2 separate regions of the Mus musculus genome follow, and region 2 is linked to region 1. A link is a loop called in an ENCODE intact Hi-C map of the cell type or tissue named here. Cell type or tissue: heart. All regions are shown on one strand.

Evidence for each region. Peaks named below come from ENCODE experiments on the same cell type or tissue, not always from the same donor. Only the 100,000 strongest peaks of a DNase experiment are listed, where the experiment ranks them.
Region 2: it touches region 1 in a loop (2.5-fold over the local background); 5 of 42 quality-filtered maps call a loop at or near these places.

Annotation. Positions count from the first base shown.
Region 1 is chr10:54,072,938-54,080,937 of GRCm38, reverse strand. It overlaps Man1a (mannosidase 1, alpha), which reads left to right and starts at 5,201. Exons shown (of 13, transcript NM_008548.5): 1 at 5,201-5,412; 2 at 5,668-6,522. The coding sequence starts at 5,914. It overlaps Gm16998 (predicted gene, 16998), which reads right to left and starts at 5,016. Exons shown (of 3, transcript NR_038016.1): 1 at 4,085-5,016; 2 at 2,535-2,715. In heart, CTCF peaks have their summits at 3,720 and 5,086; DNase peaks (open chromatin) are centred at 4,277, 5,127, 5,997, 6,277 and 1 weaker place; H3K4me3 peaks cover 4,036 bases; H3K27ac peaks cover 3,314 bases.
Region 2 is chr10:53,624,856-53,632,855 of GRCm38, reverse strand. Mcm9 (minichromosome maintenance 9 homologous recombination repair factor) reads left to right here and starts at 2,899. Exons shown (of 13, transcript NM_027830.3): 1 at 2,899-3,132; 2 at 6,822-7,140. The coding sequence starts at 6,837. In heart, a CTCF peak has its summit at 3,462; DNase peaks (open chromatin) are centred at 2,715 and 3,375; H3K4me3 peaks cover 1,938 bases; H3K27ac peaks cover 1,074 bases.

The sequences.
Region 1 (8,000 bases):
TTTTTCAAGAAAAACTATTTTAAAATATTTATAATGTATTCAAAACTAAGAAAGGAAAAATGATCTTTCCCTATTCTTGGAGAGAGATTTGCTCTTTGTTTCACTCTGTTGAAATAGTATCTTCTCAAGCCATAAATGTATCTTCTCACGTCCTTAATGGCTACTGTTAACATCCCCTATGAAGATTTTTCTGCCCAGAACCCATGGCTTCAGATTCTTCAAGCACTGTCATGAATGTCATTTTGCTCATTTTGAGACTTTGCTATCACTCACACTTTCTCAAGGTTTGGGGTGCCTTAGTATTGATCCTGCCTATACAAAGAGAGAAGGGATGCCACATAGCCCTCTCCGGGGCACGGCTGGATGGAGGTGCCAATGTATCCCTTCCTGGGGTGGAAGTTATTTCAGGATATGTATTATAGGACACATCCGTAATGTCTTTCCTTCTCCCTCCTTTAGGATCATTCTTTTGAGAATCTGACAGATTCCTGTCTTTTTCCAGGCCTAGCATTTAATTCTCTTACAAGGGAAAGGGAGAAATTTATTTAAACTTCTTCAGTGCCTACTATGCCAGACATCACTTCAAACATTTTGCTTGAAATCCACAACAATGCTGCAGATATAGTACAAGAGCTACAGAACACAGGCAACTCATGTGCCATGGTCACAAAACCAAGGGTATACAATGTCTTCAATAATAAATTTCTTGTTCAATCCCTTGCCCAGGTACTCTACAGGCTTATTTTATTCAGGCTCTTGGTTAATCTCATGGAAACTACATCTGAGAACTTCCATACACCATTCTCATCCTGAAACTTGAGAACTTTCTCTGAGACTATCATCACTTTTCTTCTTTAAAGGCACTTTGGCTTCAAGCTCCAATGTTCAAACTGAATGAAAACTTATAATGCTACATTGACTACTGGCATTGTAATAGTATCTTCCTCCAACACTTTTGTAGACTTCTGTAGAGCCCCACACTTTCATAGAGGATACTGGCAAGCCAAAGCACTATTTACAACTTCCTTTCTACAGAGAATTCCATGGGAAGTTCCTCAAAGCCAGTTGACAAATATTTCTGCTATAGGATGTTTTAAAATTGGGGATTCTGATATCTCTAAGTAACTGCTAAAACAAAAATAGATGTCTTAACTTGGTCCCGCAGAGTCAAGGTGGGCATAAGGATTCAACCCTGTATAGCTAGCTACTCCTTCCTTTCTTATTTGTAAGGGTAACGGGATTTCTATAACAGTATTCTACTACTTTAGCCATCCAAGGTAAATATAGGGGAAGAAAAAACAAAAACTCGGCATTATAAATAGACTATGCCCTCCAATTTAAGTACCAATATTACTGATAGTTCCCTTTAAGTCTTTAATTAATTGTTTTGTGAAAGTTAATATAAAATTCAGGATTGTCCATTGAAGTATTGAAATGTCAAGATTGACATTCACAATAAACTATTTTCTTCAGATTACATTTTACTTTTAAAATGAAAACTCAAGAGCCATTCTGACCTGGATTTGAAGTAAATTAGAAACTCTATGAATCAGGGATGTAACTTGTTAAAAATATTCAGTACTTGTTATCTATATCAAATCTACTTATTCATTGAGATATATTTTAGTTTTGAATCCAAAAAAAATTAGTATCTTTAAAAAAATCTTTCATAGAATTATCACTTGAGGATTGAAGAAAATACCCAAGAAAGCTTTTAGTGCTTTCATTTTTAAAAATGCACTGCTTTTTTTGTTTGTTTGTTTGGTTGGTTTGTTTGGTTTGTTTGGTTTGGTTTGGCTTGGTTTGGCTTGGTTTGGTTTGGTTTGGTTTGGTTTGATTTGGTTTTTTGAGACAGGGTTTCTCTGTATAGCCCTGGCTATCCTGGAACTCATTTTGTAGACCAGGCTGGCCTTGAACTCAGAAATCTGCCTGCCTCTGCCTCCTGAGTGCTGGGATTAAAGGTGTGTGCCACCACTGCCCTGCCTTTTTTTTTCTTTTTTAAAGATTTTATTTATTATATGTAAGTACGCTGTAGTTGTCTTCAGATTTCATTATAGTAGGTTTTGAGCCACCATGTGGTTGCTCCGATTTGAACTCAGGACCTCCAGAAGAGCAGTCAGTGCTCTTAACCACTGAGTCATCTCACCACCCTCCATGCACTGCTTTTTACAACACTATTAACTTGCTAAAATATTGCCAGTTTTCCTTGAGTTGTGCTTACAATTATGGTACTATAAATGCTAAATCTACCTTTCGTTCATTTATTTTTGGAAAAAAAAAAAACAACTCTGAAATTCAAGTAGCCATATTAACCAGAGAATGCTTTGACTATTCTTAAAATTTCAAAACATAAGTATCTACAAATTGTTAAAGAAAGACACTGAGATAAAAGTACTGAAAGAGAGATAAAGTGAGAATTCACTTATAGGTAAGTGGCAAACAGGACAAGAGAGCTTTACATCAGAAGGACTAGCTGAGAGAGAGAGAGAGAGAGAGAGAGAGAGACAGACAGACAGATAGACAGACAGACAGACCAAGTTTATGCTAGCCCATTCACAATGAGTAAACAGTAGTCCTGTCAAAACCGCTGGGTTCACAAAGATCAAGGCATTCCTTCAGGTAGGTAAGCTGCAGTCTTCACTCAAGAGACAGAATAAAGATTCATGGCTTGAGAAACTGGAAGTAGTCTCATTCATTTCCCATCTCCATGTTTTTCTGAGAGAGAAGATAAAGAGCTCTAAGCACTGAGATCAAGACACCGTGGCAGCCCGCTATAGCATGCTCATTCTTACCTGCTGTCTGTCCTCCCTGCTTTCCATACATACATGGGGCCTTGGGTGGCTATATAAAGAGATTTGCAAGGCAGATTTCATTAGCATATGCCTTAAAATAACTCCACTGTGAGTCTGTTTCAAACCTTCTGTAGCCCGAGTATGGGCATTTCTCAACACGTTCTCAACCTGCTTCACACAGATGGGCATCCTTGAATGTGGACTTATATTCCATCACACAGGCTAACTCTTTGTTAAGTAGATTATCAAAACCAAACTTTAATTACAATAAACCTACATCTAATGATAAACTGGGGGTGGGGTGGGATGGGGGAATCTTAAAGTAAGTGTCACAAAAGTGAACCAAAATAAAAAGAACAGTCCCCTTAAAAGTTTAGAAATAATATATATAAATAAAATTTAAATTTCGATGTGCTAAATTTTTAATGCATCCACTATAGGAAGTATCCTAAATTCCCAGATTGATTTGGAGTCAAGATTAAGGAGTTTAGAAACAGAATTAGTTAAGACTTCTCTGTCATATCCTTGTATATGTACTTAAAGGTTGATTTTATTACTTTCTGGAATACATATACCAAATTAAATCAAAGTTCATAGGTATTCCTGTCTCTTTAAAATTAATCCCATTTTTAAAACATAGTTGGAAAAATAATGGCAGCACAATTACCATCACCAAATGACCAGAAAGAAAGCAACTGGCTTCCTCAGGAGTTAGCCCCTGTTTCTAGGGATCTGTCTTCCTTTCTGTGAGGTAGCTGTTTCAAGGGTCTCATTGAGATAAACACTATTATTTCAGTCATTAGGTTTTCAACCTAAGCACAACCTACAAATGTACTTTGAAAGAAATTTACCTTTTCGTCATTAAAAGAAAACATTATTGCTTTCATTTTTAGAGCTAAATCTATTACCCTGCTTGGATATGCTGCACTCTTCTGGGCATAGAATTTCATAGCAAGTATCAAAATAATCAAGCTATGAAGTCACATTTATCAAGCCATAATTTCTTATTAACCAGAACTTCTGACTATGTTACTGGCTCATTTTGCACAAACCCAATACACAACAAACAGTGATGGCTAAAAATGATAATTAACATTTAAACGAAAACGACCTTAGGATTTCTGCCTTGGCTTTTTTACTTTATGCACACAGCACAACACCTGGAAACAACTGTGCTGTGGGCACTCTCCTGGAAGTTGCCAGCTGTTTTCCTCTGGTTTAAGACAAGTAAAGGGCACACTTTAAAATCATGTTTCCGGAGAAGGTTGAGGGTAAACAGAGCTGCTACAAACCAGCTTTCAGGAGTGGGAAGTCAGTCAAATTTCCCTCTGGTAACTGTTTCTTTGTGGAGCAACAGGGGATTCATAACACAGTTTGGGAAATGTTTTCTTGTCTCTTCACCCTGAGGCAGGGGGTTCCCAGCCAGGTCAAAATGTAGATCTATGCAATATCAGCAGGGCATTCCAATGGATGTCATGGGAGGTGGAGCCAGTTTCCATGACATTCCATGAGACTGAATACTGCAAGGCTGTGTTGAAAACAATCTCTGTTGGACCAAGTCTTGCCTTCGCTGGGAGTTGTCGCATCCAAGACTTAATTTCAACAGGGTTCAATTTATTGCTTGGAGCTCTGGCAGCATAAAACTGTCTTCTTTGAATGGAAAATTTGACCAACTGCGATGAGGTAAATGAATTTCGAAAGTGGGGGGGGTGTGGGGGAGTGTGGGGGAGTCATACAACTTTTGTTGTTGTTGTTGTTTATTGTAAGGGGAAGAGGGTGTATACTTAGAGCCCCAAGCAGTCCCCAAACCCCAAGTCGCCTAGGATGTAAAAGGCTCTTAACGAGGTAGAGTAGAGAGCTCAAAAGCTTTGTGGAGGAGCCTGGAGACTTTGGATTTGAGAGTTATTGGGCACCGGGGAATCCCTGTCTTGGGTAATAAGGGGTGGCTGGAGAAAAGCCTTCAAAACCACTTCAAAACCACGGCTTGCCCCCGCAATCCCCTGCATGCTCTTCGGGATCGCCAATTTCGAGTACTGGGGCAAGCTGTCGCTACCATATTAGTAGTGGTCACTCGGGGATCCACTACCTTTGGGGCTTCGGCTTGAATAGGTTTTGGGCGGAATAAGCTCGGACCAACTCCGGCTCTGGTCCTCCGGGCGAGTCTTAACACGGCTCCCGGGCGCAGTTCCAGTCCTCGGGAGCCCAGGGGAGCCGCGACCTCCCCGCCTCTGCCGGGTCCCGGAGAGGCAGCGCTTCCCGTAAACTCCCCGCCCCGTGCGGCCCCCTCCCCGCCTCGGCTCCACCCCCGCGGGACCCTGGGAGGCGTAAGATTGGCCCGGACGCGCTGTCACTCTCCGGACGCGTCACCGCCCTCGTTTCCGACCGCTCGGGAGACCGGCAGTGCTATTAGTGCACGGCGGGGCCGCGACGGAGGGCAGTACGGTGCCTGGTTCGCTGGCTCACGCCGGCAGGTCGGTGCGCTCGCTCACCTGAGCCGTGTCCCGGGGCCTCAGAGCCACCCGGCTGTACGCGTGCTACCACCCGCCGGGAAGCGCTCGGAGATGGGCAGCTGGAGAAGTTGACGAACCCCCTACGCACGCGGCGCCCTTGCTGCCCAGAGGTGCGCCGCCCTTGCCACCGAGGTGCCCGCTGTGCTGACCCAGATGTCGCGGGACACCCTGCCTCCGCGGCTGGAAAACTTCACCCCAAGTCCAAAGTGGGCTCTGAGGGTGGTGCCCGCGGCTGGACCCCGGGGTTGCCTGCCGGGATACGGTCCTGCGGATCCCGGGTCCAGGGGAGGGCGGAGACCCCACTGGAAACTTTCTCAGCACCTTCCTAACCACTGCGCTTTTACTGTCTCCTCTCCCCCCAACAGGGGCTGCAGCCAGCGGTTTGCCGCGCGTGCCTGTTTGCCAAAGGAGCCGCCCCGGCGAGGATCGCCGGAGGGGAGCCGCTTCAAGCGGGGAGACCCGCAGCCCAGACACGCGCTCTGGGCGGCCTGGATGCGCAAGAGCCGGCCCCGCAGCCGCTGACAGCCGGCGGCAGCGAAGTTTGGCTGCTGAGCGGCTCGGCGCCGGGCCCCTGGACAGACTGTCAGCCGGCGGCTACAACCTCCGGAGCGATGCCCGTGGGGGGCCTGTTGCCGCTCTTCAGTAGCCCTGGGGGCGGCGGCCTGGGCAGTGGCCTGGGCGGGGGGCTTGGCGGCGGGAGGAAGGGGTCTGGCCCCGCTGCCTTCCGCCTCACCGAGAAGTTCGTGCTGCTGCTGGTGTTCAGCGCCTTCATCACGCTCTGCTTCGGGGCAATCTTCTTCCTGCCTGACTCCTCCAAGCTGCTCAGCGGGGTCCTGTTCCACTCCAACCCTGCCTTGCAGCCGCCGGCGGAGCACAAGCCCGGGCTCGGGGCGCGTGCGGAGGATGCCGCCGAGGGGAGAGTCCGGCACCGCGAGGAAGGCGCGCCTGGGGACCCTGGAGCTGGACTGGAAGACAACTTAGCCAGGATCCGCGAAAACCACGAGCGGGCTCTCAGGGAAGCCAAGGAGACCCTGCAGAAGCTGCCGGAGGAGATCCAAAGAGACATTCTGCTGGAGAAGGAAAAGGTGGCCCAGGACCAGCTGCGTGACAAGGATCTGTTTAGGGGCTTGCCCAAGGTGGACTTCCTGCCCCCCGTCGGGGTAGAGAACCGGGAGCCCGCTGACGCCACCATCCGTGAGAAGAGGGCAAAGATCAAAGAGGTGAGTAAAGCCTGCCTGAAATCCCACTCACGCTGCTGTTTTCTGGGAGGTTTGATAAACGATTGGAACTTAGGACTTCACCTTTATCATGCAAAGGCGAGGGAAGTCATCGCTTCCACCACCGTGCCAAAGGCTACACGTTTTTCCTTTTACTACCTCAGGATAAGTGACCAGTGAGGATCTGGGGCTGAATCCCATTGAACTTGCATGCTTTGGTGAGCTTAAGCTATAAGAGGCAGGGGTGAGTGAATACACTGGGCACAGGAGATAGCTGCCTCCTCCTTGCTGGCTGCAGTTAGTCTACCCTGCAGTCATTGTGCAGGTACTGAGCAGCTGTCCCCTTTAGAGAGGCTTGCAGGTGGTTTGAAATTGAAGCTGACTGTAAACACAGGGCATCAATCACACATGAGACACAGGTTATAACAGTGAGCCAACGCACGCCCCTTGTTCAGTCATGTGGCCCTCCCTGCCAGGTGTGTGTGTGTGTAACAGGCTGTAAACTTGAAACCTGAGACCTTGCGTCATGGGCCACATACTGTCTTTTACTGATTTAAAACATCACACGCACACACGCACACGCAGACACACACACACACACACACACACACACACACACACACAGATCTACTGTTTTCTGTGTTTCTAGAACATTGTCAGAAAGAAGGGGGTGTTCTCTGTGATGCAACAGGTCAGCCTGCCACAGCAGCTCAGTGACAAAGTTAATCTAGAGCAAACATGGACTTTGGTAAATCCTGTGTAATTTCTTTCTGGTTATTTTTACTCGCAACATGTGATTGGTTTCTGCAAGCTTAAAGGCGAAGGAACCCTAGAAAATCCTTTCAGTCTGTCATTTCAAAGGTGAAACTGAGGAATGACAGCTCAAGAAGCCATTGATGACCAAATTGAGACCTGAACGAAGGAGCTGCAGCTTCCCAGTTACCAGACTCTGGGGACATGTGTCCTTCCAGGCTGCTTTCTCTGTGTTTTCCTGGGAATCCAGTCCCGAGGAACTATGGAAAAGCATAGCATCCCAACTCTGGGTCCATCCTCTACATTATCAATGGATGTAGTATTTTTGTGAAGACATTGTTTTGCTATGGGATCCATTATCAGGAAACGGTCGTGATAGCATTGTAAGGGAGTAAACAGAACGTGGAGGCTGCAGAGACTGAAAGTGGCTACGGGATAGAGGGGTAGAGGCAGGTTGGTTGCCATAGGAGGTGAGTGAGACCAGATGAGATCAGGTAAGGTGTCACTGAGCAAGTTCAAGTGGACATGGGTTCCTCTCAGTCTCCTCTGAGATGAGCCTTTAACCCTCCAGGCTCATGGCTCTGTTTGATCATCCAGCATGCTTTCTGCTTTGCAGAGACACAGTAGAGGGACGGCTTCTGCTATCCTGGGTTGCTTTCTCTGACAGCTTTTCCTCTGTGAAATGCCAACAGTCCTACCCTTCTGAGAGAATGGGACACATTTCTGCT
Region 2 (8,000 bases), 450 kb after region 1:
CACACAAACGCCTGCTTGCCAGTTTTCATAGTAGCATGGTTTCTGTTGACATATAAGATGTCATATTTGGGGGGTTTTATCCACTTTTTATGAGTGCCTATGTCTATGTGCATGTATTTTGAGTGCACGTATATGCACATACATGAAGAGGCCTAAAGTTGACGTCAGGAATCATCATGCATCCCCCTTTTACAGAATTTATTTTACAGAAACCTAGAGTTCACTGAGGTGATGAGTCTTATTAGCTGATCTCCTTCCTCCACCTTCCAGGATTGAAATTGCAGGTGGACAACCCTGCCCTCCAAGCAATTATGTGAGTTCCTAAGACCCCAACTCTTCCAGACCTTACATTTGTGCAGCAAGTGCTTTAACCCAAGCCCTTTCTCCTGCCCCACATTTCACTTAAGCTTTAGTCCACCTTAGCCAAATACTTTGTAGTGACTCTAAGATCAGTAGACGTCTCCAAAAAAGTTAGTTATGTTAAGTCACTTTTGCCTGCTAATAAGTAGTTTCTGTGAACTCTGTCACCAAATAGATGAATGTGGCTCATCTGATGGCTGCAGTGCCATGCACGAGATTCAGGTCAGGGTAGCTATCAAAATGGGCTTGTCTTGGGACTCACTTAGAGACATAAAAAATAAAATAAAATAAAAAATAAGTCTCTTCATCCCAAAAGGGAAGGGACCAATAGACCAAAGATTCTACCAAGTCTAGCTTCCCAAATGTGTTTATTTGGAGTTGATCACATGAGGTGGGTAATGCAGGCGAAGCTTGTACCACAGAAAGTCCCATGCAAAAGCCATGGGGTATGGCTCAGTGTCAAGAGTACTTGGTGAACCTGAGTTCAAGCCTATGACTCCTTACAGGTTGTTCTCTGACTTGCCTAAGTTTGAATCCCAGGATCCACCACAATAAATAAATAAATAAATAAATAAATAAATAAATAAATAAATAAATAAATAAAATTCTATACTTTTTAAAAATGTATCACTCCAAGTCATTTTTAAAACCTCTTACCTACTTTTATGAGGATGGATAGGAGAGAGTGGTGACTGGGATGAGAAGTAAAGGTCTTCTGTGGGTCCTAAAACCCCTCTTCTCTCCAAGATGGAATGTTCACAACTCAGTTGTCATTACCATAGACCTGGCTATCAGTTTTATTGCCCGGCTCACTATAGGCCATGGTCTTCTGCAAGCTAATAGCTCTCTCTCTCTCTCTCCCTCTCTCTCTCTCTCTCTCTCTCTCTCTCTCTCTCTCTCTCGTGTGTGTGTGTGTGTGTGTGTGTGTGTATACACCTGTGTAAAGGCTATACTACAAGACTTAAGAGTGCTCTATTAGCCATTTATGGTGGTTCACACCCATAATCTTAAGAAGCAGAAGGACCGCAGACTGGAGGCTATTGTGAGCTACCTAACAAGACTGTGTCTCAAAAAAAATTTAATACTTCTACTCATTGTAGAGTCAAAAACGCAACCCTTACCTCAAAAGGAGAGAACAGTTTATCCTGGAACAAACTATGAGTGGCTATGGTCCAGTTTCTCCCCTTCCGTGGTCCAATGTACTAATAGTGCTCCAATGTGTGAAGTTTTTATAGGGACATAAAATCATTAAGATTGAACCAATGTATCATACAGGTGTACTGCTTAATTTCAAATGTCAACTTGCCTTAACCAAGAATTACCTCAGAAAAGAGATTTTTTTTTTTTTTGCTTGTTTGTTTTGTTTTGTTGAAATGTATCTGGCTGTCCTGGAACTCACTTTGTAGATCAGGCTGGCCTTAAACTCACTGAGATCAACCTGCCAGAATTAAAGGCCTTTGCCACCATGCCTAGCTGAGAAGGGAGTCTGAATTAAGGAACTGCCTGTATCAGATTGACCAGTAGGAATGTCTTTGAGACATTGTATCCTTAACTGATGTAAAAAGAGGGCCTGGCCCTAGGAAGTAACACCCTTAGGCTCTAATGTAGAAAGTCTTCAGGAACAATTTGAAGTTCAGAAAAACACTTATTAGTTGAGCTAGGGACATTTTGAGATCAGGGAACATGAACGGTGGCAGCACGTGCTGACATGACTCTCTTGCTGAAGCTGAGTTGGGGTCAAGATAATGAATTTCTTTTTTGTTTTTGTTTTTTCGAGACAGGGTTTCTCTGTGTAGCCCTGGCTGTCCTGGAACTCACTCTGTAGACCAGGCTGGCCTCGAACTCAGAAATCTGCCTGCCTCTGCCTCCCAAGTGCTGGGATTAAAGGCGTGCACCACCACGCCCGGCCAGATAATGAATTTTTTATATCCAATTTTGCCCTCAGCTGCCTGATTTGATTTAATAAAAATTGCTGATAGGTAGATGTGCAGTCAGAGGATTTAAAGTAGAAGTGACTTCACAAAACCGTAACACCACTTATAAAATTTAGCTCGAAATGGATCAGAGAACTACACGAAATGGAAAATATTGTGACGTGGAAGTAGGCAGATTCCTTAAATACATCGCCAACCCAAAAAAAAAAAAAAAACAAAAACAAAAAAAAAACAACAAAATCACTTGTGTTCTAAGATATCTGAAGGTGCAAACCAAAGTCGAGTCCCAGATCGCCCACATCCCGCCCTAATACGTCACCAGGGTTCCCCTTCTCTCCGCCCTAGTCTCCACCCCGCGTTCGCCCATCACCAATCCGCGGAATTCCTGCCAGCCTGAATTATCCACTTCACCCTAAACCCGCCCTCGAAGCCGGTGTCCCGCTCAAACCCCGCCCCATGCCTCCGAGACCCGCCCCTCAGACGTCTTGTCCGGCCCAAACCCCGCCTCCAGCTCCCCGAGTCCCGCCTCTCTCCCTGCTCCCGCCTCCCGCTCGCAGACTCCAGCGTCCGTCCTGGCGCGCGCCCGCCTGCGTCCGCACCCGGAAGAAGCCCCAGCGGCCGGAAAGTTGAGGCAGTGCGCGGCTCGGGGTCCGCGGGAAGCTCAAGTCCTTCAGAGGCCGAGCGAGAGCAGCGCGAAGAAGCCTGCGCGCCCCCGCGCAAGGCGGCCCCCTCGAGCGGCCGCGCGCACGCCCCGCCCCCTCCAACGCCGCGCGGGTCGGGCTGGGGCGACCACGGCCGCAGCGCGGTCCCGGCGACCAAGACAGTGCGTGTTGAGCCCGTAAGTGACCACCGCAGCGTGAGGTCCCGGGGGATCGTTTCCCTCCCGTGGTTAGCGTCAGGTCTCGTCCGCATCCTTTAATTTCTAAACTCCCCGCAGGGCTGGGAGGCCACAGCCAACCACCTGTGGATTAGAAGCGAATTTCCAAATGCTTTCCAAAGCATCCCTCCGCTAGGCTCTCGCTCGCCAGGCGGCCTGGAGGCGCGCAATGAGCGCGCACCCGCGAATGGCGCGCAACGCGGGATTGAGACGCGCGGGGCGTGGCCACAGCTCCCGAGGGGCGGGGCTACGCGAGCCTAGGTGAGGGACAAGGCTCTATCCCCAAACTGCTCTTTTTGGCGCCACCTTGCAGTGGATAGTATGAAATAAAGCAAAGCCATTTTATTTGTTTGGATGCCAGAGGCAAGAGGAGAGAGAATTTGATAGTTGTACAACCATCGTCCCCCCTCCCCTAGACAGTAAATGGCTTAAGTTTGTAACGGGATGCCTGAGTTTATAGGTTGATAAACTTGTCTAATTGCACGGATGTTGGAAAAAAAAAAAAAGAAGAAGAAAGCTGTGTTTAAAAAATATCGGTCTGTTTAACACTGTAATTTACCGGTTTAACTAGGCAAACATTTAACCTGCCCCTGTTAGGAACTTAAAATTCTTTGCCCGCCCTCTTTCTGCGCTGTTGGAGTTGGGTATGTTGTTAATTGTTGTTTCGGATTTCTGCTCTACATTCACTTTGTATTTGTAAAATCGTAAAGATATTCCTTTGGTCACTCTTGAGGGTAGTGCTGTGATTTTTTTTTCCCAGCTAAGATCCACATCATGAAATACTATGATCCCTTTCCCAAATAATCTCTTTTTTTACTCTTGGCTGATTGATTATGCTATTACCTAACCAAAACCAAGTCGCTTAGTATTTTAGTGTTGGCTTACTTTGACTGATTCTCTGAAAAATACTCTCTTAATCTCATACCAGCCTCCTGTACTTGTCAGTGTTCTTGGCTTAAGTGTGATGCAACTTTATACTTTATACCTCCCAGCTGAGCAGGTGTTCAGAGAGGGCAGAATCAGTAGCCAGTGTGATCCACCTCAGGGATGCCAAACTGAACTTTAACTGAACTATATCTAGTCTTCTTTAGTCATAGTATTTATAGAGGATGATATATGTTACATAAATAAAATAAGTCCAATATAAACCACACCTTTGCTAAGGTGCTTAGAGCTAGTATGGAATCTCCAGGGCAGTTCATGGTTTCTTCTCTGGTACTTGTCAGCTCATTTAAATTGAAAATCAATCAATCAATCTCTGTGTGTGTGTGTGTGTGTGTGTGTGTGTGCGCGCGCGCACACGTGTGTGTGTGTGTGTGTGTGCGCGCGCACGTGCACACGTGCACCTGAATGTTCTGTGCAGCACATGTGTTGCCATCAGAGTCCAGGGGCATCAGATCCCCTGGAACTAGAGTTACGTGCAACTGTGAGCCCTTCCTATCATGGTGATGGGATCCAAATCCAGGTCCCCTAGAAGAGCAGCACGTGCTCTCAGCCTGTGCTGTCTGTCCAGAACCACCTTCTCACTCTTACTCACGTTACCTTCTTAGTCCTTCTGGAATGGTTTGCTTTAGATCGTCACTTGGGTCTCCGAGGGCCTGGTACCTTTTACTGTGCTTTTTCTTTCATTTGTGAGGATACTGGCTTGTGCATGGTAGACATTAGGAAGTGCATATAGAATCAGGTGTAGGATTTGTGATATGACAGTACATATGAACATGAGATAGGCTCCCTATGTTTGTAAATACACATTTGAGAAAGAAAGACTTGCTCAGAGAGTCAAATAGGTGAAGTAGAGTATATATAATATTTCTTTGCAGTCTTATTGTCCGAAACGTAATGCTCCCATCTTTTTTTGCCTAGCTTTTCTCCACCTGTAACAACTGCTCTTGTTGAAGCCCGTCATTCCCCTATGCTAACAAGAGAAAGCAGGAAACAAACTTACTACAGTGTATAATCCTAAATCAAGTCACTAGTCATGTTAGAACTATCAATCTGATTAACGGTATGCTTTGTTTATGAAGCTGTGTGTGTGTGTGTGTGTGTGTGTGTGTGTGTGTGTGTGTGTGTGTGATGATACATGACTGTAATCCCAGCACTTGGAAAACAGAGGCAGGAGAATTACTGCAAACTCAAATCCAGCCTGGGCTACATAATAAGTTCTAAGTTAGCCTGCCCAGCAGAGATGGCCTCAAAAAAATCCACTAAAGGCAGGGATGAGGGAGGGGAGGCCCAGAACTTCCTCCAGATTGCATATTAATTATAATATGTTAATAAAGGGCTAGCAAGGAGAAAGATTGGGGAAAACATGAGGAATACTTTGTGCTGTTTAATACGTTGCACTAGCAACCAATTTCACGAATTAACATTAACTTCACTATTTTTCTGTTTGTTTTTAAGAAAACACTTTTACAGTCAGGGTCTGTAATAAGCTTGTATACATTAAGTCATGAATTCCCAGGGAACAGGGACCACCAGCACAGGCTCCCTGCCAGACCTCACACAGCATGCTTCTCTGCGTGCGTGCCTGCAATGGGCTGGTGCTCACCCTGAATGGCTCTCTCAATGGCCCCCTGGCTCTTCGAGTGCTCGGGATCTTCAGAATGCCCATGAATCCTGGAAAGAACCTTACCTGTAATCTGTGCGTTTACAGCAATGCCATCAGCATGCTGACACTGCAATCTCTCCCTGTGTCTCCCTGCAATCTGTGATGATTACGGGACATTCTTTGGAGCAGCACCCAGTCCTTTGATGTCTACAACCTGTCCTGTAGATTTGCATGTATATGGCCAACAAAACTCCTCTATGTTTTCTAAAAGGCTTGGAGAACACAGAACAGAAACTCTCCTCTTTAAAATTTATCATTTTCTGGAATTAAGATGGCTGTTGCATCAGGAAGAACCTCTTGATTTTTTTCTTTTTATTTTATTTGTGCTCACACAAATAGATGTGTGTGTGTGTGTGTGTGAGAGAGAGAGAGAGAGAGAGAGAGAGAGAGAGAGAATGAGAATATGGATGCATGTATACTATAACATCTGTGTGGATGTCAGAAGAAACTTTAGGGCATTGATTTTTACCTGCCACTTTGAGACATGGGCTCTCTTGTTTCTGTAGCTGCACTGTATAGTCTAGAATAGTTGGCAGCTTGAGCTACTGGGTCCGATTCCCATCTCTACCACCCATCTCTCAGTGGAATTGCATATGTGCTATGTGCTACTGTCCAGCTGGTCCCAGGCACCCGGACTTGGGTCGTCAGGCTTGTGCTGCCAACACTGAGCCTCCCCCGTGGCCTCAACTTCACTGATTTTGACTTTTCAAGACAGGGTTTCTCTGCATAGCCCTGGCTGTCCTAGAACTGTCTTTGTAGAAACAGGGTAGCCTAGAACTCAGCAAGCTCCACCTGCCTCTGCCTCCTGAGTGCTGGAATTGGCAGGCGTGCATCACCTTGGCCTAGCAACTTCACTGAATTTTAAAGCACATTTTACATAACTACAATAGATAATTCATCTATAGGTAATATTGAATTCAGATATTTTATGAGTACTGTGTGACCTAAAGCTGGGATGGTTTGTAAGCAAAGGATGATTTTGGTAAATTGTGTGCAAAGCTTGAACAGCAAAGGTATAATACTGTCTTTTCTTTCTTTTTAGTACCCACCCTTCAAGATGAATAGTGAGCAGGTCACCCTGGTGGGTCAGGTGTTTGAGTCCTATGTTTCAGAGTACCATAAGAACGATATTCTTCTGATCCTGAAAGAAAGAGATGAAGATGCTCACTACCCGGTTGTGGTTAATGCTATGAGCCTTTTCGAGACCAACATGGAAATTGGGGACTATTTCACCGTGTTCCCCAATGAAGTACTAACAGTTTTTGACAGTGCACTTCGAAGGTCAGCCTTGGCAATTCTGCAGTCCCTTCCTGAGACGGAGGGGTTATCCATGAAGCAGAATCTTCATGCCAGGATATCAGGTAAGGCATAAGAGTATGTTGTTGGCGTGTAGTGTTCTGGGAAGACTTAGATAAATTGAAACACATATGGGACTCAGAGCACTAAGAAATAATTGTCATTCTGAGGCTCAGCAGGTAAATGTGCTTGCTGCCAAGGTTGATAGCCTGAGTTTGATCTTTTATAGAGAGAACTGAGCCCTAACAGTTGTCCCCTCACCTCCACATGCACACTATCACAGGTGTCTGTGCGCGCATGCGCGCGCGCACACACACACACACACACACACACACAAAATACATCTAAAAGGAATTTAAAAAAAATAATTGATGTTTATATTTAAAGTACATATCTTCTATATGACAAATAATAATAATTGTCTTCTGGGCATAGGATCTGGGCACAGGATACTTGCCATGCCAACCTCAGGGAGGGAGGAAATATGAAGACATCGGTGTACTACAACATAAAATTGTAATCTACAACAGCTTTGTATGACTAGTAACAATAAAATATTGATAATGTATGAATTAGAGAAGATCCTGCCCCACCCCCACCCCCGTGACCTTCAGAACTATTTTACAAGATCACAGTGAGGGGTGTGCTGCTCAGCTACCAGGAACTTGGTACATGCTTGTTGATGCGCGTGTGTGCGCACTGGCATGGGTATGTTTCTGCATGTGGGTGTGAATGTGTGAGAGGCCAGGCCTCCATGCCTTACCACCCCAGCTTTTTAGATAGTACAAAGATTTTGGTTGCAAATTGTCACTTTTGCTTAGTGTTGTGTTGCCTTTGTCTTTTTATTATAAAATTCCAGCAACATAGTATGAAAGAGAAATCTTTTTTTTGTTGTTTTTTGGGGGGGGCGGGGGTTGGTTGGTTT